Linked DNA regions of Mus musculus: regions 1 and 2 are each linked to region 3. Evidence: chromatin loops called from intact Hi-C (ENCODE). Cell type or tissue: heart. All regions are shown on one strand. Region 1 holds the start of Foxl1 (forkhead box L1). Region 2 holds the start of Foxc2 (forkhead box C2). Region 3 has its middle 16 kb from the start of Gm33739.

What was found. Peaks named below come from ENCODE experiments on the same cell type or tissue, not always from the same donor. Only the 100,000 strongest peaks of a DNase experiment are listed, where the experiment ranks them.
Region 1: it touches region 3 in a loop (3-fold over the local background); 27 of 42 quality-filtered maps call a loop at or near these places.
Region 2: a loop joins it to region 3, with 6 times the contacts of the local background. A loop is called at or near these places in 26 of 42 quality-filtered maps.

What each region holds. Positions count from the first base shown.
Region 1 is chr8:121,121,524-121,129,523 of GRCm38, forward strand. Foxl1 (forkhead box L1) reads left to right here and starts at 6,162. Exons shown (of 1, transcript NM_008024.2): 1 at 6,162-8,000. The coding sequence starts at 6,439. The coding sequence ends at 7,449. In heart, a CTCF peak has its summit at 3,885; a DNase peak (open chromatin) is centred at 4,048; H3K4me3 peaks cover 4,543 bases; H3K27ac peaks cover 3,609 bases; H3K27me3 peaks cover 7,076 bases.
Region 2 is chr8:121,109,607-121,117,606 of GRCm38, forward strand. It overlaps Foxc2 (forkhead box C2), which reads left to right and starts at 6,565. Exons shown (of 1, transcript NM_013519.2): 1 at 6,565-8,000. The coding sequence starts at 7,009. In heart, CTCF peaks have their summits at 3,868 (motif pointing right), 6,548 (motif pointing right) and 7,843; DNase peaks (open chromatin) are centred at 3,905, 5,661, 6,515, 7,275 and 1 weaker place; H3K4me3 peaks cover 3,886 bases; H3K27ac peaks cover 2,050 bases; H3K27me3 peaks cover 3,636 bases.
Region 3 is chr8:121,226,087-121,234,086 of GRCm38, forward strand. No RefSeq gene overlaps it. Among named protein-coding and RNA genes, the nearest start is that of Gm33739, 16 kb to the left of the region's middle. In heart, a CTCF peak has its summit at 3,010 (motif pointing left); DNase peaks (open chromatin) are centred at 3,012 and 3,618; H3K27ac peaks cover 2,025 bases; H3K27me3 peaks cover 467 bases.

The DNA of each region.
Region 1 (8,000 bases), 100 kb before region 3:
GTTTCTCTGGGGGGATACTGGTGTTTGCCTTGTGGACCCTCAGGGTTCTCTTCCCTGTGACCCTCCTGCCTGGATCTGGGTAAAGCTGGTGAACATTGAGTTTCCAGCACCCTCCCTACCAAAGTTTGTTGGCTGCTGTCTTCTTCATCCTTGTTCTGGCTCCCAAATCCAAAGGTGGGGGGTGGGGTGGGGGGTGGGAGTGGAGATGGGAATCTCCAACTTCGTTGTTGCAAACCAAAACAGACAAGTATGAATAAAGATACTTCGAAAATGCCTCACAGCCCACACAAGGACTAGGATCTTGAGAAGGCGCTGGGATCTCCCAGCTTGCAGAGCTCCCTAAAACTGCCCCACACCGCTGTGCCACCTAGCCTGCCGCTGGACACCCTGGCCGACCGACTTCTGTGCCCTGAAGATGGGTCAGTGGGTGGCTCAGCTAGAAGTGGAGACATCTGAGTCCCACTTGATTTCCAATTCAAGTGGGGTGCAGGACTGGGTCAGAATTCACAGGGTGCCATCTCCCCTGCCCCTCAGACCCATCGAGTCCTGAATATTTGGGATGTTTTCCCAAACTTTGAGAAGCATTCCCTATTCCCTGCCCGCCTTCCTCGCCTGCCTTCCACTGGCAGGGCCTTTGAAATGTGTGCTCTTTTTTTTTTTTTTGAGACAGGCATGCAACCGGGTAGCATACTTCCAGAGCATTAGGTTGTTGGGGACAGTGTCTGGGAAGATGCAATGCGCCTTTAACTTACATCAGCCATCCTTTCAACACCCCTGTGCAGGGACGACAGCAGTCCTTTCAACACCCCTGTGCAGGGACGACAGCAGAAAGACACGCCGTGGGTATTTTTCTATTTTGGAGCCTTGTCTTTTGGGGTGGCTGTTTGTCTTTCTAAGAGTTCAAACCCACCCTGGGGTCCGTGAGAGTGCACAGAGCCAGGAGGAGCAGTAGTGGAGGTACAAAGAGGTAGAGCCCTGTAGTGGGAGGTTTTGACCTGTCCTGTCCTGTCGGGGAAATAGGGCCCCCGACAGGACAGGAGTTTTCAGACCTCAGCCTCTGGCAGCCTCTGGCCTTCCAACCCAGAGTGCCTGGCGATTCCCCCAGGCACTCTGCCTCCTGGGGACGGACATTCCAGGCCCAGTACACCATCGTTGTCTAACTTCGTCCCATCCCCTTAAGTATTGGGGCCAGTTTCTTGGGTGATATTTCTTAGGACTGTGAAAAAGCATTGTAATGGGTGTGGGTAATGGGGGCAGTCCCAACTTTTAACTCTGCCAGGCGGGCGCTCTCAGAGGGATGCTCCCATCTCTCTTGCCTATCTGGACGGCTTTGAGTGGGGTAGTGGACACGCCCCAGGGGCGACCTTGTGAACCTTCCCATCCTTACTGGGAACAAGGTGCGTGCGCTATAAGTAAGTAAGTCATTTGGGAAACTCTGCTCAGCTCTCTGGGCCTCTTCTTTTCTAAAGGCCCCACCTCCCATCTACACACCCTAGGGAGAGCAGGGGTGGGGGAGGGCAGACGCTGCTGGGCCCTTCCCAAAGGAGGAGGGAGAAGAGCAGAAAGCCTTCCAGGTTTGAAAGTGAGGATTTGGGGGTGCACTGGCTGCGTACCTCTAGCATCTCTTCCTTCTCTGCTCTTCCTCACTCTTCTGGGGACACCTGAGCATTCAGGCCTCACTGTTTCCACTTTTGAGGACAAACTGTGACTCCTGATTCCATTCAGTCAGCAGTAGCTGGAGAGTAACTTTGTGGCTTAGCCTCAGTTTCATGCTCTGTGGAATGGGTGCATCCTTGAGGCATGTCTTTCACATTGGCCGGGAGGGTTATTTTCACAGGAGTCCTGAGTGCCTCATATAGGGCACCTGTAAGATGATTTTGACCCTGTCTTTGGGACAGGTCTCTCTGGGAGAATTGAGATAAGTTAACACAGCCTCAGTTTCTTGATCTGAAAAAAAAATGGGAATAACAAATGCTTCTTTAATTTGTGTGTGTGTGTGTACTCGTGTACGTGTGTATATTACTGGGAATTGAAACCAGGAGTTCTCACACGCTGGACAAGCATGTCACATTACTCTCCCTACAACCCCTTTATTTAAAGTCGTTTATTTATTATTTTCCAATTCTGTCCCTGAGGCTAGAGTTACAGGTGCTTGTGAGCACCCCACCCCCAACCCGCAATGTGGATGCTGAGAGCCAGACTCCTTCAGAATGAGCGCTTGTAACCCCTGAGTCATCTCTCCAGCCCCAACCCCCCCCTCTTTGAGACAGGACTTCATGTACCCTAGGTTGACCTCAAACTTGCCATGTAGCAGAGGATGGACTTTGAACCTCTGATCCTCCTGCTTCTACCCCTTAGATGCTGGGATTGCTGGCATAGGCCTCTATGTCTGATTTATGTGGGCTTCCTGAATGCTAGGCAGGCATTCTAGCAGCTGAGTGATAGATAACCCCCCCATCCCTAATTTTCTCTCTCTCTCTCTTTCTTTCTTTCTTTCTTTCTTTCTTTCTTTCTTTCTTTTTTTCTCTCTCTCTCTCTTTCTTTCTTTCTTTCTTTCTTTCTTTCTTCTTCTTCCTTCTTCCCTTCCTTTCTTCCTTTCTTTTTTTAAATTTTGAGACAAAATTTAAAAATCTCACTGAGTTTGCTGGCTTGCTAGGAACTCACTGTGCAGCCTAGAGGGAACTTGAACTTGGGATCATCCTGCCTCAGCTTCCTGAGTAGCTGAAGTGGCAAGACGCTCCAGGCTGCTGCTTCTTGTAGTGGGGGTGAAAATATTTCATGCAAGCACCTCCCACAATCAATTACACAGCACACTGTGGTGCTCAATACACTTTAGTCACGATGCTCTCTGTCCATAGCCCCTCCCCCATACAGGGTTTCCCTGCGTAGACCCGGCTAGCCTCAGACTGAGATTAGCCTGCCTCTGCCTCCCGAATGCTGAGATTGAAGATATGCATCGCCCGGCTGTAAAACAAGTCTCTAGAAGCCATTAACGCAATAGATAGAATACGGACTGTCTGCGTTTGTCTGTGCTCTCTTGGAGAGTGCCAGGAGAGCATAAAGAACTCCATGTGCGTCATGTATTATTAACCAAGTATACCCGTGGGAGAAAGGAGGTGGCTTCACTTAGCAGGTGCTAACAAATGCCCGGGGCCCAGTGAGCCTGTGAACTAACTCCCTGAAGGCCAGAGAGGCAGGCCGACCCCACCCCCACATTCCGCTGTAGATTCTAGCTGCTGCTGCCACCACCACCCCAGCGTTGTAAGTTGTCATTAAGGTGACTAGTCCGAGTCCCCACCCCAACACAACACAGTAGGTAAGATCCCAGGCCCAGAGCTCTTGCGTAGAAAAAGAATTGGGGTCGCTGGGAGAATACTGCCGGGCTGGGCCCGTCATTTGGAAGCCTGCTTTGTTCTGGGTGTGCCCTGGGGGCAGTGGGAGAAGATCGTGGCTCTCCTGCTGAGGTTTGAAGGGCCTGTCTCCTCCCCATAATCTCCGGGAGAGCGCACATCCGCTTTGTTCCAGCAATGGGACTGTGGCTGTCCTCATCCCACGCAGAAACCACTGCCCATTTCTGCTCCCTGGCGTCTGGTCTGAAGAAGCAAGGGGCTCCTCTCCTGGAAGGGAGGTGGCTGTCTCCTGTTGACTGCCCAGTACATAGAGGGCTGTGTGTGTGTGTGTGTGTGTGTGTGTGTGTGTGTGTGTGTGTGTGTGTGTGTGAGCGCGCGGGGGCGGGTAGGTGGGTGGGGGTTGGACACTTAAGGAATCTGGAACCCCTTTTCTTCTCTGGGACAGCGGACACCTACTCCTCCCAGGCTCCCCCACCCAACCAGGTCTGAGTTCACAAGACTAAGCTTCCGCACGAGGGCGCATCCGCTCCTAGACTCAGGGACTCCCGGCTGTCTTATGAGTCGCAGTCCCCGGAAAGGCTGGACTGTGCCTCTGCGCAAGGGTCGCCCCAGAGGAGGCCCTCTAGGGCTAAGTAAGGCTCGTTGTCATCTGAGAGCCCAGGCTTCAGACTGCGCCCAGAACGGGACCGGGTGCACCGGCCCCAGTCTCCTGCAGACGCCGCCAACTGCAGGCCCTGCTCCTCCAAGCTGCTGGTGCAAGTCCGCTGGAAGTTTCTAAACTTTTCCCCCTTTACGGTCTGTGCCCCGCCCACTTGCCGGGCGTGTCTCCGCCCGCAACCAGCCCACGACTAAAGTGGGCGGTGCTTATTGTTGAGACTCGAGCTCAGATTTGCCTTAGGGTTTGGAAGAGGCGTCTGGACAGCGCAGCCGGGCGCGCACGAGTTGAGGCTGCCCGCTAGACTTGGGGTCTTGGAGAGCTCTGGGATTGGCGGGGACTGCGGAGGTGAGGGATGGAGTTTTCCAGTGACAGCGGTTTATTTCTGGGTCTGGGTCTGTTAAAGCGAGTGCAGAAGCGAGGGAACCGGTTGCAAAGGTGAGGTTGCTCACACATTTCCATCCCAGAATTAAAGGGTTATTCTGGGTGAAAGGCCGAGTTCCGAGAGAGAAACACACTCCGACCCTCTGGGCACCAATCTTCCTCCCCAGGATCTAGCTCAGTAGCCAGAGCTGCCTGCGGGACTCAGGTTAGAAATGTTGAAGTCACAGAGGAAAGTGGAATGGGAAGGGCCAGCTGGCTACACCCACAGGCCTATCAGTCACCCAAATCGGTGTGGTGTGTGTTTGTTTTTGTTTTTTCAAGCAGAAATGAAATTTTTCTGATTCCTTGCTGGCATCTTTGCGGTGGTGGGATGCTAGGACATCGTAAACGTGAAGGCTCTATTCTGGATTCCTCCCTTTGGAGTGGGAAGATCAATACTCCACTTCTCCACGTTCAGAGGCCATATGAGTACCAGCCACTGGTGCAAGCCTCAGTGTGTCTTCCCCTTCCAGTGGGTGGCAGAAGTTTTTTCTTTACCTATGACACCACCAAATAACACCACCAAATGCTTCTTCTTTGGCAGAGAAGGAAGGGGTGGGGGGCTACTAACCCAGATCTTGACACAGTTTCCACTTGCTTTCAAAGAATAATTGCGTGCAGACATCATGAACAGAGACTGCCTCCTCAAGGCTAACCTGCATCCGTACCGTACCCGGATGGAGGGGAGCCACTTGGAGAGATGCCCCTTTTAGAATGAGCAGCATCCAGGAGTTTGGATTCAAAGTTTGACATGGTTAAATGTAAAACGAGACGGGTGGGGGATGCTTACACCCCTGGGTGGGTGGGTGTGTGTGTGGGGGGGACCAGCATGCAGGCTTTACAAATGCTTAATGTAATCACCAAGCAGCTGCACACACTTGTAAAGCTGTTGTAACCCCCTCCTTGTTATAAACAGGAAAGTACAGCGTATGGAGCTAAGGACCTACATTCACGAACACCAGCTCCCCGCCAGCTGCCACCCTCCCCCTTTATGGTGTGCCTGGCTAGGAACCTTAGCCAGACCCAAGGACCTTGTTGTCCCCCCCCCGCCCCCCCACACTTTCCAAGGGGAGTTGTTTTGTATTCTTCCTCTGGCCAGCCAAGGTAGGGGACCAGATACTCTGCCCATCCACAGCTTTCCAGAGCTGTCTGCTTTCCACCTCCAAAAACGTTGGCTACTGAGATCCAGTCATTTGAGTCTCCTGGAACCCCGTTAGGTGGGGCCTCTTCGACAGTAGTCCCCTAGAGAGTGCTCATCTCTGTAAGGTGTGTGTGTGTGTGTGTGTGTGTGTGTGTGTGTGTGTGTCTACTGTCTTCCGAGTTCCCAAAGTGCAGACAACGGTGCTATCTCTACAATGCCCTAAGCTTGGGGAAATCAAAGCTCTTTTGTGGGAGGATCCCCAAGACCAGATTACAATGTACCCCTTGGCTTCCCCACCCCCATCTCCATTCCTCCTTTCTGGCCTACCAGACCCAGCTTGGGGAGAGCCACCCGTCCCTCCACATCCTGCCTCGCTGACTGTGTGCTTACAGCGTCAAGGGGTGGACGTGGTATTTCAAACATCAGATCAGTGCGTTTATATATTGGGTGCCCGGAAATTTTTCCAAATAAACACAGCTTGATTCAACTTGGGTGGGCGGACTTATCAACAGACTAATTCTATAAACAAATGAAGACTAGCCCCGAAACCGATTGGTTGGTATCAAAAAGACACGTGGAGGGAAGAGCTGGGAGATTTTCAGCAATGAAATTTTAATTAATGTGGGTGGGCTGAGAACACAAGGACTGTTTATCATAGACAATTTATTTTCCAGCGCTAAGTCAACACATAATAGCAAACTTACAACAATTATTTAACATTTTTAAAGCCATGAAGAAGGGACAAAGCGCGCAGCGGCTGGGGAGAGCGGCTGATCGCAGGGCAGTCGCACAGAGGGCTCCCCAGGAGGGCCCTGGTGCGGGGCAAAGTCCTTAGGACTCCCCGGTGGAGCGGAGAGGCTGCTGTCGCCATGAGCCACCTCTTCAGTCCCCCGCTGGCCGCTCTGGCAGCCTCGCCGCTGTTGTACGTGTACAGCCCCGAGAGGCCTGGGCTGCCCCTGGCCTTCGCCCCTGCGGCTGCACTGGCCGGCCCGGGCCGCGTCGAGCCCCCGCAGAAGCCGCCCTACAGCTACATCGCTCTTATAGCCATGGCGATCCAGGATGCTCCCGAGCAGAGGGTCACACTGAACGGCATCTACCAGTTCATCATGGATCGCTTCCCGTTCTACCACGACAACCGCCAAGGCTGGCAGAACAGCATCCGCCACAACCTGTCGCTCAACGAGTGCTTCGTGAAGGTGCCACGTGAGAAGGGGCGGCCGGGCAAGGGCAGCTACTGGACCCTGGACCCCCGCTGCTTGGACATGTTTGAGAACGGCAATTATCGGCGCAGGAAGAGGAAGCCCAAGCCCGCCGCGGGTTCCCCGGAGGCCAAGCGCACCCGGGTCGAGCCGCCGGAGTCCGAGGTGGGCTGCGATGTAGGGTCCCCGGACCTGGCCACTGCACTCCCGACGCGCGCGCCGGATCGCTCCCAATCCCCGGCAGTAGGCACCGCGCGGCCCGCGCTCCTTCCCTGGCCCGGCCCTGAGCCCCGGGACCCCGACGCGGACCTCACAGTCCAGGGCGCAGGGGCAGTGGCAAGCGGCCAGCTCCAGCGTCCGGCACACCACCTGGGGTCCCCTCTGTGCCCCGCCCCCAGCGGCTCCCCAAAAGGTTCCAAGTCAAAGAGTTTCAGCATCGACAGCATCTTGGCCGTGAGACCGACGCCAGCCTCAGGGGCCGAAGCACCGGGGATCCCTAAGCCCGTGCCTGGCGCGCTGGGCTCCTCTCTGCTGGCTGCCTCCTCCGGCCTAGCGCCTCCCTTCAACGCTTCGCTGGTCTTCGACGCGCACGTCCAGGGCGGCTTTTCCCAGCTGGGGATTCCCTTCCTTTCTTATTTTCCTCTGCAGGTTCCCGAGGCCACAGTGCTTCGTTTCCACTAAGGCGGATTAGCGGCTGCTTCCCTGCCTCGCGATCCCCCCACCTCCAGTGAGCCAATGCCTGTGGGCGAAGGAGTCGCCCCGGTCTCTGCCCTGGCAGAGACTGAGGGTTTGGAGCAGCGTACCCGTGCCGGCCAAAGTCGTGCACTGAGGGGCCTCGTCCATCTGCTTTCTCCGAAGATGACTTAACCAGCCACCGGAAGCTTTGCAGATTTAAAAGACTGGTCCAGTAGAGGACATGGTCGCCGCACACTCAGCCCTCACGGTTCGTCTCCAGCAGAAGCCCCTCGTAGGCTTTGGCGGCGTTGTACAGTGACCACCACAAGTCCCCACTCGGACCTGAGTCTCCTGCTGACCCTGAGGGCAGGACTTAGAGATATAGCGAACAGCTCTATGTGGAGGTTCAACTGGATCATGGAAGGCTCAGCGGGCTCCGTGTGGCATAGGCCTTGGCTTTGATCTCATTGGATGTGGGGAGCTTGCAGCCAGGATGCTGGGGATGATCCGTGGTCCGCAGGCTCTGGGAAAGATGTAGGCCTGGTTAACGTTTACAA
Region 2 (8,000 bases), 120 kb before region 3:
TGCCTCAACCTCCCAAACTCCCATGTGCTAGGAGTACAGCCCAGTGTCACCGCACCTCAGCTTGCATGTTCTTGCGTGTGTGTGTGTGTGTGTGTGTGTGTGTGTGTGTGTGTGTGTGTTTTGGAGTCATGCTTCCTATGTGTGCAGGTGTGAAGAAGCTGGTGACACCCTCAAGAGCCACCCAGCTTGTTTTCTGACCCACTGCCAGGAATCAGCCTGTCTTTGCTAGATTTTCAAGTGCACACTGACATACCCAGATTTTTATTTTTAAACTTTAACATGGGTGCCTCTGACAAGGCAAGCATTTTACTGACTGAGCCCTTTCTAACTCCAAATGCCTCTGACTGAATCATGGAGCAGTGTCCTGTCCGGTGTCCTCTGATTCCTAGAATTATCATTACTGTCAGATTGTCCTCAGAGAAAGGACTGGGATCTGGACTTTTCACAGCACCTTCTGCATGGACACCAGGCTGCCCCCCCCCCCCAGTCCCCTGAAACCCTCTCTTAGATTAAACATGCTTCCCTGGAAGAGGAGAGGACACCTCTCCAGCAGGGTTTTAACAATCATCTATTTATTTATTTATTTATTTTGGATTATGAGGCAAGACCTCAGAGTCCAGGACCTACATGTTGGAAGGACAGAGCTGACTTCTGACTCCTGGAAGCTGCCCTATGACCTCAGCACAGTCAACCTGGTGCGTGTCCCCCTCCCCCGGACACATAAATGCAAAACATTTTTTAATTAAAATAGGAAGAGATCCTAACAACATGGCGTCTAGCCTGCCCAGATTCCCTCTCCTTCTGCTGTAGTGTGGCCTGGCAGCAGATACAAGCAGTTCCCACCACACTGAACTGGCGTAGCTGGAAAAAAATGGAAGAGGGTAAAGGGCCGCGCGTGTCAAGTACCTGAATGTGATAATGTGATGGACGGCAAAGACTCAGCGGGTGCGATGGGCCTGGAGATGGTCCTGGCTGAAGCAAAGTGACCGTGATCCTGGCTTTGTCACTCCTAAAGGTAAAGCAGGTGCCATGTCCAGGCAGTGGCTTGATCCCCACCGTGCCCCGGCTCTGCCCAGTCCATGTGCATCTTATTGTCCCAGAATCCATCTTCTTGTCACTTTGAGACACTAGTCCAAACTGGGGAGGTTGAGTACAGCTCTCAGCTATTCATGGCCTGAGTCTTAGAAAATCCCAGAGCAGTGGGAGAGGGGACCCTAGGAGGTTCTTGAACATTCTCCATCCACTGACTGGGGTGGAAAGACCTTTACTCTCTGCCTCATTTCTGTTCTATTTTCAGAATTATAATGATATTTTGATTTTTAAAATTTTCCTAATTTACAGAAAAATCTCAGGGCTGCTACAATGGAGGCACTAAGTTCAAAAGCCCCTATTTTGTTACATTTTGATACATTTTGTTACATTCATGAGACTCCGGCTTCCTATTTCTGTCAGCTGTGATACTTAGTGTCCACTGTCAGTTTGACAGACTCTAGGCTCACTTGGGAGAGGGGACTGGGAACTTGTGTGTGGGGGGATTATCTTGGAGGCATTAATTGGGGGTGGGTAGTGGGGGGGAGGATCCAACACTGTGGTGGGCATCACATTCCCTGACTGGGGTCCTGGACTGTGTGAAACAGAGCAGAGCTGAACACCAGCCCCCAGGTGGTCACCCTGGCTCCCTTCACTGTGGCTATAGTGTGTAGTTCCTGTCGTGTCTCTGTCCCCCTCCCGCCACATTGCCACTACTGCTGAAAATTGAGGAACTGTGAGCTGAAATTTCCTTTGTCAGAGTATTTATTGAAAACAGGCTAAAGTCCCACCCATCACTAGTCAAGTACTTACTTTCCCCTCCCTTCCCCTCCACCCTTTGCTTCTTTCTCCCCCCCCCCCACTTCCTTCTCTCCTTCCTCCTTCCCTTCCTCTATCCCTGTCTTCTTCCAAAGCGCTGGGATGGAAATCAGGGCCCCGAGTGCCTGGCAATTGCTCTGCTCCATGACACAACCCTTTTCAAATACTTTAAAAGTTGCAGAGGCTGTGACATTAGCTCTAAATATTTTGACATGTGCTTGCTACAGGCAGGGCGTGTTCTTATCTGAGCACAAGTCCTATCTCACTCAGGAATCTCAACCTGGGGAAGACGGCTGTCCAGGGCACACTCTGGATTCCAAATGCCTCAGACCTGCCCTTTGTTATGCTTTCTGCCATGTGGCATCAAACGTGGCATGGAGTCTCTGGGATCTTTAATGTCTTGTAACTCCTATCCCCACCCTTTCCTTTACTGTGGCTACTTCTAGAAAATTCTCACTAAAATGACTTAGGACCCATCAAGAAGTGAGACTTTTGTCCCGAGAAAGGTTTTTTCCAGAGGTCCTGAGTTCAATTCCCAGCAACACAGGGTGACTCACAACCATCTGTAATGGGATCTGATTCACTCTTCTGGGCAACAGTGTACTCATATACATTAAATAAATAAATAAATAAATAATCTAAAAAAAAATATGTAGCTCTGAGGCGAGGCAGTGGTGGGGCACACCTTTAGTCCCAGCACTCAAGAGGCAGAGGCAGGCAGATCTCTAAGCTTGAGACCAGCCTGGTCTACAGAGAGTTCCAGGACAGCCAGGACTACACAGACAGAGAAATGCTGTCTCAATCACTCAACCAACCAACAGCAGCTCCGATGCTGGGGTGTGGTGTGCATGTTTAATCCCGGCACTAAGAAAACATATCTCTGAATCTCTGTGAGTTCCAGACCAGCCAGGTCTACTACATAGAGAGACCCTGTCTCCAAGGGAAGGGGGTTCCTCTGCCCCTGTCTATTCCACGGGCCAGTTTTCAAGAAGCCTTTGGGAACCTGGGACTCTTTTGCTATCTGGTTTTTAAAACAGAAGGCATCTCCTGGGCCCAGAGGATGCTGAACAGAGAGTTGAGAACAAAATCTGCTTCTAGCTTGTCTGCCTTGGTCCAGGCTGGGCCTGAAAGGCAGAAGTCTCCAGACCTGGCTTTCATCACACATCTGAATAGTCAGCTCTCTGCTCAACTCCACAGCTCTTCTCCACAACACAGCTCTGCAAGTAGAGGCCAATTTGTTAAACAGCCCTGTGGGGTGAATCCAGCCTTCTAGCCAGCCACGGGGAGAACCTCCTTGCTTCTCTGGAAACTTCCAGAAGTCTCAAAAATGTTTCTGTTTCTTAGCCTCAATACAGAGCTTCAGTGAAAGAGACCCCTGCCAGTGTGTGTGTGTGGGGGGGGGAGCACCCTCCTGGACCCCAGATTAGGTACAAACCGCACCCAAACACCGGTTTTCACAAAGAAATCCTTTAATCGGTGGAGAAAAAAGGTTAAAAGCCGCTTTCTGACTCAGGAGGAGAAACAGCAGACCTTGCAGGAGTAACTTTAAAACAGCAGACCTTGCAGGAGTAACTTTAAAAAAGAAAAAAAAAGGGAGGTCCGGGTTAGAACGGGCTAGGGAGCTGTAGTATGTTTTGAGTGGTCATTAGTTGATTAGGTGAAGCAACCAGGGCTTCCGATTGCAAGACTTCAAAACTTTGATATCTGGACCTTGGTATTTAGCCTCAGGAGGAGGAAGTGGCCAAATAAGGGAATAGACCTTCAGGGCTAACGTTAGGAATGTAATCTAAGAGTTTTTAGCCAGGCAGAGGGAATGAGAGAAAAGGGTAAGGCTTGCCAGAGCCATGTTTGCCACGCTCGAGCTCAGAGTCCCTTCATTCGGAAAATGGCTTTTCATAAGCCAAGCGCCAGGCCCAGTTGGCTTCTTTATGGGTTTTATTCTTGCAGTGCAAAGCGTCGTGGTGTCCACAAGGTGTCAGCACCGTCATTAGAACCAAACCTGACTGGCTTTCCTCGCTGCTCCCCGCCGCCTTTTCCGTAGTAGTTCCACAACCGGCCTCAAGATGGCACCACCACCCACGGAGTATTCGCCAGGCGCCTCCAGGTGATGAAGCCAGGGCGCCTGCCGAGGAAGAAGGGCCGGGCGGGAAGCCGGGGAGGCACCTCCCTGCCCTTTTCATCGCTTATTATTTGACAAACACACAGGGCCCTCTGGGGTCTGATTTGCCTTCGACTCGTTGACAACAAGACAAGGAAGAGAAGGAACAGGCAATAAGCAAGAATGTAGCAAGTCTCAGAGAGCTGAGGCCTCTGCTGGCTGCAGGAGCCGGACCTGGTTCCTGCCAAGTCCAGGTGTGTGTGCAGTGTTGTTTTTAGAAACCGGAACAAACATCTCTCTCAGTGCTCCACAGAAGCAAGGAGGCCAGGTCCTGCGCGAAGGAACGAGCCTCCCCAGGAGCCCCCACTCTTTCTTTAGGAGAGGGGTCGTGGGTCGATCCATTTGAGAATTTAAACCAAAGTTCTTTTAAGAAGACACTGGTTTAAATTTGGCATACGCAGGCAGAAAGTGGCTTATGGCAATTTAGATTTCATAGTCTGAGGCGTTCGGTTTCTGCCCCGTGCTTTGATAAAGCTGTTTAACACGGGGACAGACACACACACACACACACACCTCATAAAAGCAGAGTAAATTGTGCCCCTGTAGGAAGCCCATGGGGAGGGGGTTGTTCTTGATCAGTGAATGGAATTTTCAGCAACATCGTGAGAAAAATTCAACACTACTTGCCACGAGTTTCATGAGGGGCAAGACGTTTTCTGTCACAGTTATTTTTTTAAAAAAAAGTGAACGAAAACACACTAAGGACATTGGAACAATAACTCTTAGTGAGTCCCTGAGAGGGGAGGGGAAGGCTTAACCCCCTACCCAGATCTACACCGGACATGCACCAGAAGCCTGACTTTGCTGCTTTAAGGGAGGGGAGAGAGGAATTAGTCAAAAAAAGAATCCAGGACACCCACAAAAATGTGTTTCCCGAGATTCTCCATCCAGGTCAGGGGGCCCTGTGCAGCCCTGTCCTTTAAATTCTGGTTCTCGAGTCAAAGGTAGCACACATAAAACCTATTTTGCTGCTTCGGTACGTCAAGCAATGCCACTAAAGTTTCCTCACCCGCCAAAGCTGAAACAGTGAGTTCTAATCTCTCAAAGCCTTTTGCCGAAAATCTAAAGGGGGTGGGGGGCTATGGTGGTGGCGTGGGGGGGGGGTCGGAGAAGAAGAAAGACTGAGACAAATGTTTTATCTGTCGCCTTCTTCCCTACCCAACCGGACCAACAACTTCCAGAAGGTTCTGCGAGGCATAGAGCCATTCCGTAGGGACATCTCGGTGCTTCTGAGGAAGCGGACCGAGCAGGGATCCGATGACGACTGGAGATGTTGAAGGAATAAATACCAGTCCACAAATAAACAAACTGTCCCCGGGATTCCTAGAGGGAAGGAGCACGCTTGAAGGTCGGGGAACTCCGAGTCGCTGTGCGTCAAGGTTGGCATAAAATTAAAAAAAAAAAAAGTCCTTCAGTTACCAGGCCCTCTAAGGAGCCCCTGGTCCTCAGCTCACCTTATCAAAACTCAGTAAAACAAACAGCCTGAAATACAGTCAATTTACAGGATCCCAAAGATGCTGACCGCGGAGTGGGACCCACGCCGGGCCCCGGCAACAGCTAGGGAAGCGGGTCCGAGGCTACACAGTGCCGCGCTCCTTTGCGTTTCCAGTGACGAAGCCGGCGATGGAGTGCAGGCTTGGAGCTCCCCACGCCGAACGGGGACACCAGCTCCCGGGGGCTGGCTGCCTTGTCCTAACCTCCAGACAGCGCTTTCATAGGTGGGGAGAAGGGAGAGGCCGGGATGGATGGCAGGGAAAGCTAGCCCTCGTCTATGCGGGAGAGGAGACCAGGAAAGCAACAGTTGGGTTCACGCGCTTCCCTGAACCCCACGAAATTGTTTGGAGGACTCAGATGGATCACCTAAGTAGCAGCGAAGACGAAGGACCAATGGTTCCTTAGGTGTTACCTTCCCAGTTTGGCATTCCCACTAAGCCTTCCCTCCCAGCCCGACCCCGTCGTGAAGGGGAGAGGAACCGAATTCTCCAACCCGGCCTCCTTTGTGGGCTCTTCCTCAACCTGGAAGCGTCCTGTGAATTATCCATCACTGCATTCAACAGGCCCTACACGCTCAGTCCGTTTGCTCTGAACCCATTACAACTAGGCCCCGATAATTAAGAAATCTAATTATTCGCCTCTTCATCCATTAATAATAATAAAAAAAAAATCTCCAGGCTCTTTCCTACTTACAAGGTCTTGGGGGCAAATCTCTGCCCAACTTCATCAATTCGATGTTATATTTCAAACTAAACTTCTTTTTATTTTCCAAAGGAACAGGGTTTTTAATTTTTGCTCTGGACACGTGGTCTCGTTAAACAAAATGTGATAATAAAATAAAATTTTATAAGATGTAACTCATTTTTAAAAGTCCTCAAGTTAACTTGAGCTGGGGGGGGGGGAGATCTGGCTAAGAGCATCTGGGTCTTAGAGCCGACGGATTCAGGCGCTCCTCGTTTTGATTGGTGCCATCCTTCTCGCAGCTGCCAGATGATTGGTGCAAACTTCCTGGAGGGGGCGCGGCCTGAAGAAAGTAAAAACTCGCTTTGAGCCAGAAGACTTTTGAAACTTTTCCCAATCCCTAAAAGGGACTTTGCTTCTTTTTCCGGGCTCGGCCGCGCAGCCTCTCCGGACCCTAGCTCGCTGACGCTGCGGGCTGCAGTTCTCCTGGCGGGGCCCCGAGAGCCGCTGTCTCCTTTTCTAGCACTCGGAAGGGCTGGTGTCGCTCCACGGTCGCGCGTGGCGTCTGTGCCGCCAGCTCAGGGCTGCCACCCGCCAAGCCGAGAGTGCGCGGCCAGCGGGGCCGCCTGCCGTGCACCCTTCAGGATGCCGATCCGCCCGGTCGGCTGAACCCGAGCGCCGGCGTCTTCCGCGCGTGGACCGCGAGGCTGCCCCGAGTCGGGGCTGCCTGCATCGCTCCGTCCCTTCCTGCTCTCCTGCTCCGGGCCTCGCTCGCCGCGGGCCGCAGTCGGTGCGCGCAGGCGGCGACCGGGCGTCTGGGACGCAGCATGCAGGCGCGTTACTCGGTATCGGACCCCAACGCCCTGGGAGTGGTACCCTATTTGAGTGAGCAAAACTACTACCGGGCGGCCGGCAGCTACGGCGGCATGGCCAGCCCCATGGGCGTCTACTCCGGCCACCCGGAGCAGTACGGCGCCGGCATGGGCCGCTCCTACGCGCCCTACCACCACCAGCCCGCGGCGCCCAAGGACCTGGTGAAGCCGCCCTACAGCTATATAGCGCTCATCACCATGGCGATCCAGAACGCGCCAGAGAAGAAGATCACTCTGAACGGCATCTACCAGTTCATCATGGACCGTTTCCCCTTCTACCGCGAGAACAAGCAGGGCTGGCAGAACAGCATCCGCCACAACCTGTCACTCAATGAGTGCTTCGTGAAAGTGCCGCGCGACGACAAGAAGCCGGGCAAGGGCAGCTACTGGACGCTCGACCCGGACTCCTACAACATGTTCGAGAATGGCAGCTTCCTGCGGCGGCGGCGGCGCTTCAAGAAGAAGGATGTGCCCAAGGACAAGGAGGAGCGGGCCCACCTCAAGGAGCCGCCCTCGACCACGGCCAAGGGCGCTCCGACAGGGACCCCGGTAGCTGACGGGCCCAAGGAGGCCGAGAAGAAAGTCGTGGTTAAGAGCGAGGCGGCGTCCCCCGCGCTGCCGGTCATCACCAAGGTGGAGACGCTGAGCCCCGAGGGAGCGCTGCAGGCCAGTCCGCGCAGCGCATCCTCCACGCCCGCAGGTTCCCCAGACGGCTCGCTGCCGGAGCACCACGCCGCGGCGCCTAACGGGCTGCCCGGCTTCAGCGTGGAGACCATCATGACGCTGCGCACGTCGCCTCCGGGCGGCGATCTGAGCCCAGCGGCCGCGCGCGCCGGCCTGGTGGTGCCACCGCTGGCACTGCCATACGCCGCAGCGCCACCCGCCGCTTACACGCAGCCGTGCGCGCAGGGCCTGGAGGCTGCGGGCTCCGCGGGCTACCAGTGCAG
Region 3 (8,000 bases):
TTGCAGACCACAGGGAGGCAGCAGGGAATCCTTGGCTTTCTGCTGCTTCAGGGTCAGCTTTGGCTTAGCGTTGCTTAAAAACCATTCAGCTCTTTTTCCATAGGTTCTCTCTGGACCATGGGATGGAGCCCAGAGCATCAGCACGGCCCACTGTGAGCATCCTCTGGATGCTATAGTAGAACATGTTCCACAAAGGAGGTCTGGATCTTTGGCACAGGTTGAGCAGGTCCCTGAACAGGCCTGGTGGATAAACACCATGAGGTTGGGATGCGCAGGAAGCGGGTTCTGTAGGTGGATGCACCTGGAAACCAATGCCAGCCTTAAGTGAGGGACGCCTCTGCCTCTCACTATTCTGCATCTTTGAGACTGGAAGAATCCCATCAGCCCCAGCTCAGAACCATATGCCGGCTCGTTCCTGGGCTGTCTCCAGATTGTTTTATCCCCAGGAAGCAGTCAGAGAGGTAAGAGCATATGGACCAGTAGCGGCAGGTGTGTCTCCATCAATGGTACCCTTTGGTCCAAAGGCACAGAAGCCAGTTCTGCGCCTCACTCTGCTGACATCTAGAGAGGCCGCCGCTCTTCCTGCATCCACTCACCCACAGGTCTGTAACTGTCTGCTGGTAACCTGGTAACAAAGTATCACTTTCTTTGTGCTTGAACAGCAGCCGTTTATCACCCCCCCTCCCCCCCCAAGGCGCTGCAGAGCTGGTCTTCCGAAGCCTCTCTACATACCTTGTAGAAACTATCTGCAACCTGTGTCCCTCTTTTTACGTTCATCCCTTTAAAATAAAGTCTATGCTCCGGGTGTCAGTTCTATTGGGTCAGGGTCACCCCCCCGACTCCTGTGAACACAGTCACCCTTCAAGCGACCCATCCCCAAACATAGCTATATTCTGAGATCCCAGGGCTGAGGCTTCATCCCATGGGTTTGAGGGGTCCTTTTGTTCATGGTGAGGCTAAGCCTAGCTGGCAGCAGGAGCCGGTCTATCCTATTTGTCAGTAAGATGGATGGTAAGTGGTGAATGGGGTGAGGCCTCTTCCCCTGGGCTGGCTGCGGTAGAAGTTACATTGTGCTTCAAGCGAGCATCTGAGAAAGGTGAGGCACAGGAGGGGATGCCCAGGAGAAGCGGCCAGGCAGGGGTTATGCTCAAGGGACGGGGCATCTTGAACCCAGATTGAGCTCTGAGTATTGACAGGTAGGGGAAGTTGACCTGCAGAAGTGACAGGTGTGTCACCTGTGAGGCTCTAGGGACCTAGATTTCCCTTTTACTGTTGTTATCAGCAATTAGAAGTCTCTTTCCCTGGGGGAACAGGGAGGGAGGGCTTAGCAGGTAAGGGGCTTTCTATGTATGCATGAGGAAGACATGAGTTCAAACACTTGCACTTGTGTAGAAATCTGGGCGTGGTATATGCCTGTAAGCCCAGCCCTGGAAGGCACAGACAGGTGGATGCAGAGAGCCCGCTCACTCGCTGGCCAGCCTAGCCAAAATGGCAAGCTCAAGGTTCAGTTTGAGACCCTGTCCCCAAAACCAAGCTGGAGAGTGATAGAGGAAGACAGTGAAAACCTCTGGTTTCCACAAGAGCACCCCTGTGTGTGAACACATGGGCATTAGTGTGTGCGTGCACACACACACACACACACACACACACACACACACACACACACACAGGCACACCACATGCCATGCATAAAATCATGCTTTTAAAAAATGAAGTCCTCCTCCGGTTGTTCTGACGTAAGAAGAGCAGCGGTGAGTGATGGAATCCTGGCTGTACCGTCACCTTGGGGAGGCCGTCAGCAACCTCCACCCACATCCCCTGACTAGCCATGAGGCAGGGTGCTGGGCTGCGGAGGCGACCCAGCTGGATGGCATTACCGCGGTTACTGTAATAGAGAACAGGATTCGCTGACAAATTTGATGCTTTCTCCTATGGCTGCCGTGAACTTGACAAAGTGTGAGGCAAACCGCAAGCCGTCAGCATCGGGCAGCAAAACAAAAACAGGCTGGCAAGAGAGGAGGCCATGCTGCGCAGGGTCGGCGTCAGCGCTGTGGTTCTGGGCAGAGTTTGCTGGGCTAGGAGATACTGAACACGGCGTGGGCAGGGGCAGGGGAGGTGGGAGGGCGGTGGGGTAGGCTCAGGTCGAGGCCAATGTGGGGGGTGAGCTGGGGTCAGCTTGCTTGCCCTGTTCCCCTCCATCATGAGCTCTGTGCCGGGCACTTGGCCCCCAGCCTGGACAGGGCACCCCCTATAATAAGCAATCAGAACTCTGGGTTCCTTGGAGTGGTCTTTGTTGGCGCTGGGACCCAGTATAGAGCAGGTCTCTTGTCCTTAGGCCAGTGCAGATGTTCACATCTGTTACGGAAGACATTACTGACCCTCCCGGTTTAATCACCGAGCTCCACGTGTGCAGCTAACCTGTCAGTGCTGTTCCAGAGCCTGCTCTGCCATTGTGAAGGAGGTGAGCTAGTTAAACCTCAGGAAATGACTGTGTTGTCTAACCCAGCTCGAAACAGGCAGTTCACGGCCAGGAGGACAGACAGCAGCTGGAGGCAGAGAGGATGGTAAGAGGCTTTTAACACATTGCCTGGTTCTGCAGGAGAGCTTCCACTGAGACCACACATAGGATTTAGTTGTCTCACCAACATGGTAGGCATGTCCCCTGTGGCCCATTTTCTTTTGCATGGGAGAGTGTTGGGTCAGCGTGGGTCCCCAATGCACCCCAACACTGGCACGTGATCAGGTCATGTAGGAAACCCTCTACTTGGAGTATCCTGCCTGCTGTCTCAGAATCCCCAGCTGCGTTCACAGAAACTCAGCTGAAAGCTTGCTCATCTCAGAGACCCCTCCAAACCAGAGGGACAAGGGCATGTCCTGCCTACCTGGGACTGGGGTAGGGCATCAACCAGTTTCTCATTTCTCATGGTCAGTCAATTTGGGACCATGAGTCTCCTAACATTTGGCTGCTCTGGGACTGGAGCATGTTGGCAGGAAGTCATTCCAGCGCCCCCTTGTGTGTGGGAGGAGTAATGGCAAAATCGGCCACTGCTTCCCACCAATGTCACCAATGGATCTCAGGACTGAAAGACATGTCCGGTAGTAAAAAATTAAGCCTTTCCTTTCCCTTCTGGTTTTTATTTACATTTTCCTTTTCTCTGTATGTTCAGTGATCCACCTCTGCCCATTTTGCCAGCTCAACCTTTCCCATCAGTTTGCACCTATACCCTGTCTAGCCTGGTGTTTTTTGTTTTGTTTTGTTTTGTTTTTGAGTTTGGGTCTGGTAATGGCTATTGTGTTTGGCTTGAAGTCTCCCTGGGGACCCATGCCACCGATATCCAACCAAGACAATTCTACGAAGTCCCCTCAGATCTGTGGCCCGTCCTCTAGAGCCATGCTTTAAGACCATTGCCACCAAGGTTATCCAAAGATTTGCTCCCCTGTGACCTTCAGATCTGGAGTCCTGGGTAAAGCCACGTGGCCAGGGCCCCTGAAACCAGGGACAGGACCCACTAGCAGTTCCTGGGCCTTCTCTCCTCCCCGCCCTCCATCTGCAGACACTTTCTAAGACTCTTCTTCATTCTTGTTCCTCAGCTGGTGGCCCATGGCTCTGAAACCTGACACCCCACAGGCAGCTAGTGATGTCTCAGGGAAGGAAGTGAGCCTGTGATGTGGACCGATAGGAATCTCAGTGTTTCCTCAGGGGACACAGATCACTCAGCGCTGGAGAGCTGACTGTGGTGGGTGCCAGGGATGAAGGACAGTCTATTCCCGGGGGGGGGGGGGGCTTCTAAGATGAGGTCGTTTCAGGGAGGAGCACAGAGGAAGCCCCAGGGAGAACTTGTCAGTCGCCAGTCCTGGAGAGAAAGCCCATGTCCCAACGTGAGCCTTTTATGGAGAGCCCTGTGTCACATGGAAGCCTGTGCCCGTGGGGTGTGGGGGCTACTTTTCCAGCTATTTTCCCTGTGACTGACTGTGAGCCTGCTCTTGGCTTATAAAAAGTGTGTGCTGAAGAAGCCACACATCAGGCAGGCCCCAGAGCCTCCTGGGAACTCATCCCTGCCCACAAGCACCTCCCCACAATGGAAAGAGCACCTCAAATTGTATTGGGTGACAGAGATGTGGCGACCATCTCTACCTTGCTGGGTAACTGGGATTCCTGGCCAGTTTTTTTCCACCTCTAAATTCTGTCTATGGGTTTCATTACAGTTTTGATTAGAATAATTATATATCTACTTTTTATAATAATAAATTATAATATAGTAAATAATAATAATAATAATAATAATAATAATAATAATAACTAGTTTTTGAAACAAGACCTTACCATGTAGCCTAGGATAGCTTGGAATCCACCATGTAGTCCAGGCTAGCCTTGGGATTCCAGCAATTCTTCTGCTTCAACCTTTCAGGAGCTGGGATGACAGGCATGGGCCGCCCTGGGCCACACAGCTGGTTAAGCAGGAACTGGGCCTTTGCAAACCCAGACACCTCTGAGAGTGAACAGCCTCTGGCTCTCACTGACCAAATCGTGCACTGACTTATTTAATTAGCGACTGATTCACGTGCAGATTTTGAGACAGGGCCTCGGGATGGATGAGGCAGGGTTCGTTTGATGGCTGAAGACTGACAGGTTCTCCCTGGGGACTCCCTCTGGGCTTCCCTGTAATATCTCTAGTCTCAGAAGCTCCCGGGATGAGACACCACGGCAGCCCAGGCTGGCTTTCCACTCGTGCCTCCTGAGTGTTGTGAGTACCACGTCAGGCTGGATGGAGTGTTAACAGGTGGACAGTCGCTTCCGAAGGCACAAGCCCGTGGGAATTCATGTCCTCAACCCAGAAGCCTCAGGATGAACTGTCAGCCCTCTCTCCCCTGTTGCTTTACAGCCAGCTCTCAGGTAAATGTTCATCTTCCCCCAAAACGCCCTGAGTGGCACGGCTGCTAGACCCGAAGAACTCTTACTGCGTGCATGTTTTCAGTCAGGACCTTGAGCTCATCCCAGCGGGACCCTCCCAGCCTGGCTAAGGACGGGCTTGCCATCCCAAGAACACTGAACACTCTTAAAGGCATGGGGCGTAGTGAGAACTTTGACTTCCGAGTAACAGGTTGACTCACATTTATTGTATTACGAGATGAAAATGGAGTTTTAGACATTCTTCACCCATGATTTATGTTAAAGTCATGCATCATATGCTCATTTTATATTACAAGAATATATATATACATATATATGTATATGTGTATATATATGTATATATATATATATGTGTGTGTATATGTGTGTAATCATAGGGAACAAAAGCATGCAGGAATGAGTGAGCTTTGTTTTATGGCCCTGGCTCTTCAGCACCAGGCACGTAGAATGTATGCCGGCCTTGGAAGTATCTGTCACATATGACATTGGGTCTCCCAGCTCCTCTAACACAGGGTAAGACATCATCAGATTGCGGAAGGGAAAACCAAGGCCCAGAGGTCGGAAGCTGCTAGCCTGAGGTCACAGGTGTACGGCTGATCACAACCTGTACTGTGCACAAATGTGGGCTTCTTCCAGAGACTGGCACAAGAGGTAGCCAGGAATGAGCTGTTTAAAACCCTGAGTAATGGAACTTAATGTCACTCAGAAATGGGCTTCCCTCAGATGCCCCCATCTCCTATGTGTTATCCAGGTGCTGCCCCAACCTGATGGCCATTGGCTGGCCGGCCCTCCCTCCCTCCCTCCCTTCTTTCCTTCCTTCCATGTACCACCAGGCCTGTTTTATTCCGTGCTGGGTATCAGACCCCTAAGGGTCCAAGGGATAGCAACCCCTTGGCAAAGCCGAGGAGGTACAAACAGTTCCCCTACTCACCACCCACAAACCCAGGAGCGTCTCTGGCTTCCAGTGCACATGAGCCTTTGCCTCCTCCTGCCCCTGCCTGATCCCTGGACAGACAGGATGCTCTGCCCAGGGTCAGCTCTTCTGGGTTTGCCCAGGAGGGCAGAAAACAGCAACTTAAAGTGACAGGACTGACTTTCCTATGCTATGCCCCGGGCCTCTGAATCTCCCGGCATGCCTGGTGGCTGAGCCTGCGAATGTTCTGCAAGGTCATTTGGTGGCAGAATTGTGGCGGGAAACAGAGGCAGACACAGCCCAAGCTGGACTCCACTCAGTTCTTCTGGCTTCAAGGATGCATGAAAGGAACCTGCCTCACAGACAGCGTTTAACTTATGAGTTGTGGCCACCTCGGTGCAGGCATGGCCTCACTTCTCTGTTGCCTGGGAAAGCAACCCTGTGGCCCTGGCTTTGTTATCCACCATATGTTGCACAGGGGGTGGGAGAGGATCAATCTGTGTGACACTGAACAAGCTCTGTCACCTCTGAGGCTCTCTCTCCAACCCTGCAATACAGAGGGCAACTATATAATAGCTAGCCAGGTGGTGGTGCATACCTGCAACAACCCTAGTTCTTAGGAAAAGAAGCTGAGGCAGGAGGATGAATTTTTACAAGTTTGAGACTAGCCTGAGCTACATAGTCCTCCCCAGTAATAATAATAATAATAATAATAATAATAATAATAATAATAATAAAACAACTTATGGTTATATTGAGAACAACTCAGGATGGAACGTATTTATGCTCTCTAGCTCCTACTCTGCATGTGATGTTGGCTTTTACAGATGGACTCTGCTCTTTCTGTCTCAATGACCACAGGCCACAAATGCATGTCTCTCCTTCAGTGATTCAGTGGAGGCCGGTGGTGGACACTGAGGCTAGCTCCGATGTTGGAGTACTTGCTTATCATGCACCAAGCCCTGGGTTTGATCCCCAACACCACACACACACACACACACACACACACACACACACACACACGGTAACACATGATAGAACATGCACAACAGCCCAGCACTCCAGAAGTTCGAGGGCATTCTTGACTATAGAATGAGTTCTTGATGAGTTTGGGGCTAGCCTGGGCTACAAGAATGAAGACAGAGCGCAGACTCAGTGTGACCCTCCAAGGATAATGAAAACTTCTTCCTTGAACCAGGTAGTGTGATCAGGGTGTGGGGAACGCATGACGGAAGGTCACCTTGGTATCAAGAAGCACAGCTTTTGAGGGGACAGGCCCCTGTGCTGGGGAAATGCCCACAGTTTGCCCACTCCCAGGAGAGTGGCATGTAGCAGAAGGGCATCCCTGCCCCAAGTGGGACTAGCCAGAGAGTCAAAAGTGGCTGTGTGTTTGTAGTAACACCTGCCACCCATTACTGCCACTAAGCCGGGCCATTTAATCTCAGTAAATCTCAGAATAATGCAATTAGAGGAGATAACCTGGGCCCAGGACCGAGGAAAGTTTCACCCTTTCAAAGCCAGGCTTAGGATAATCCGCAGGGCAGCCATCTTCTTTATTTTCCTGTCAGCTAAGGTTTCTCTTTCCACTCGGCCCCCTCCTGCCCCTGCTCTTTTTTCCCAGGCCAAAAAAAAAAAAAAAGTAATGAGAGGAGGGGGAGAGAAAGAAAAAGGATACAGAGTGTGAGAGTTCTGAGACAGCAGCAGACCTGGGTTCTGTGTGGCATTCTGTCTCTTTTCTGATGATACACACACACACACACACACACACACACACACACACACTCACACATAGCACACACATATGAATATATACATATATACATACACACATATATATGCACACACCCATATATATACACATATACACATATATTTGTTTATATAAGCACATATATGCATACACATATATGCACACGCATACATACACACACATATATGTATATACACATATACACACATATTTATACACACATATATACATACACACATATATGCACACGCACACATATATATATGTATACACACACACACATTTCCCCCTTAGTCATTACTTGTGAATATTCTGAAAGTTTTGCATTCTGAAATTTTCCTTGGCTCTCCCATTTTAGAATTTTCCAGAAAGATAAGACACGAAGGGTCCATTAAAGGACCAGTGAGAGGTGAATGCCAATTAAA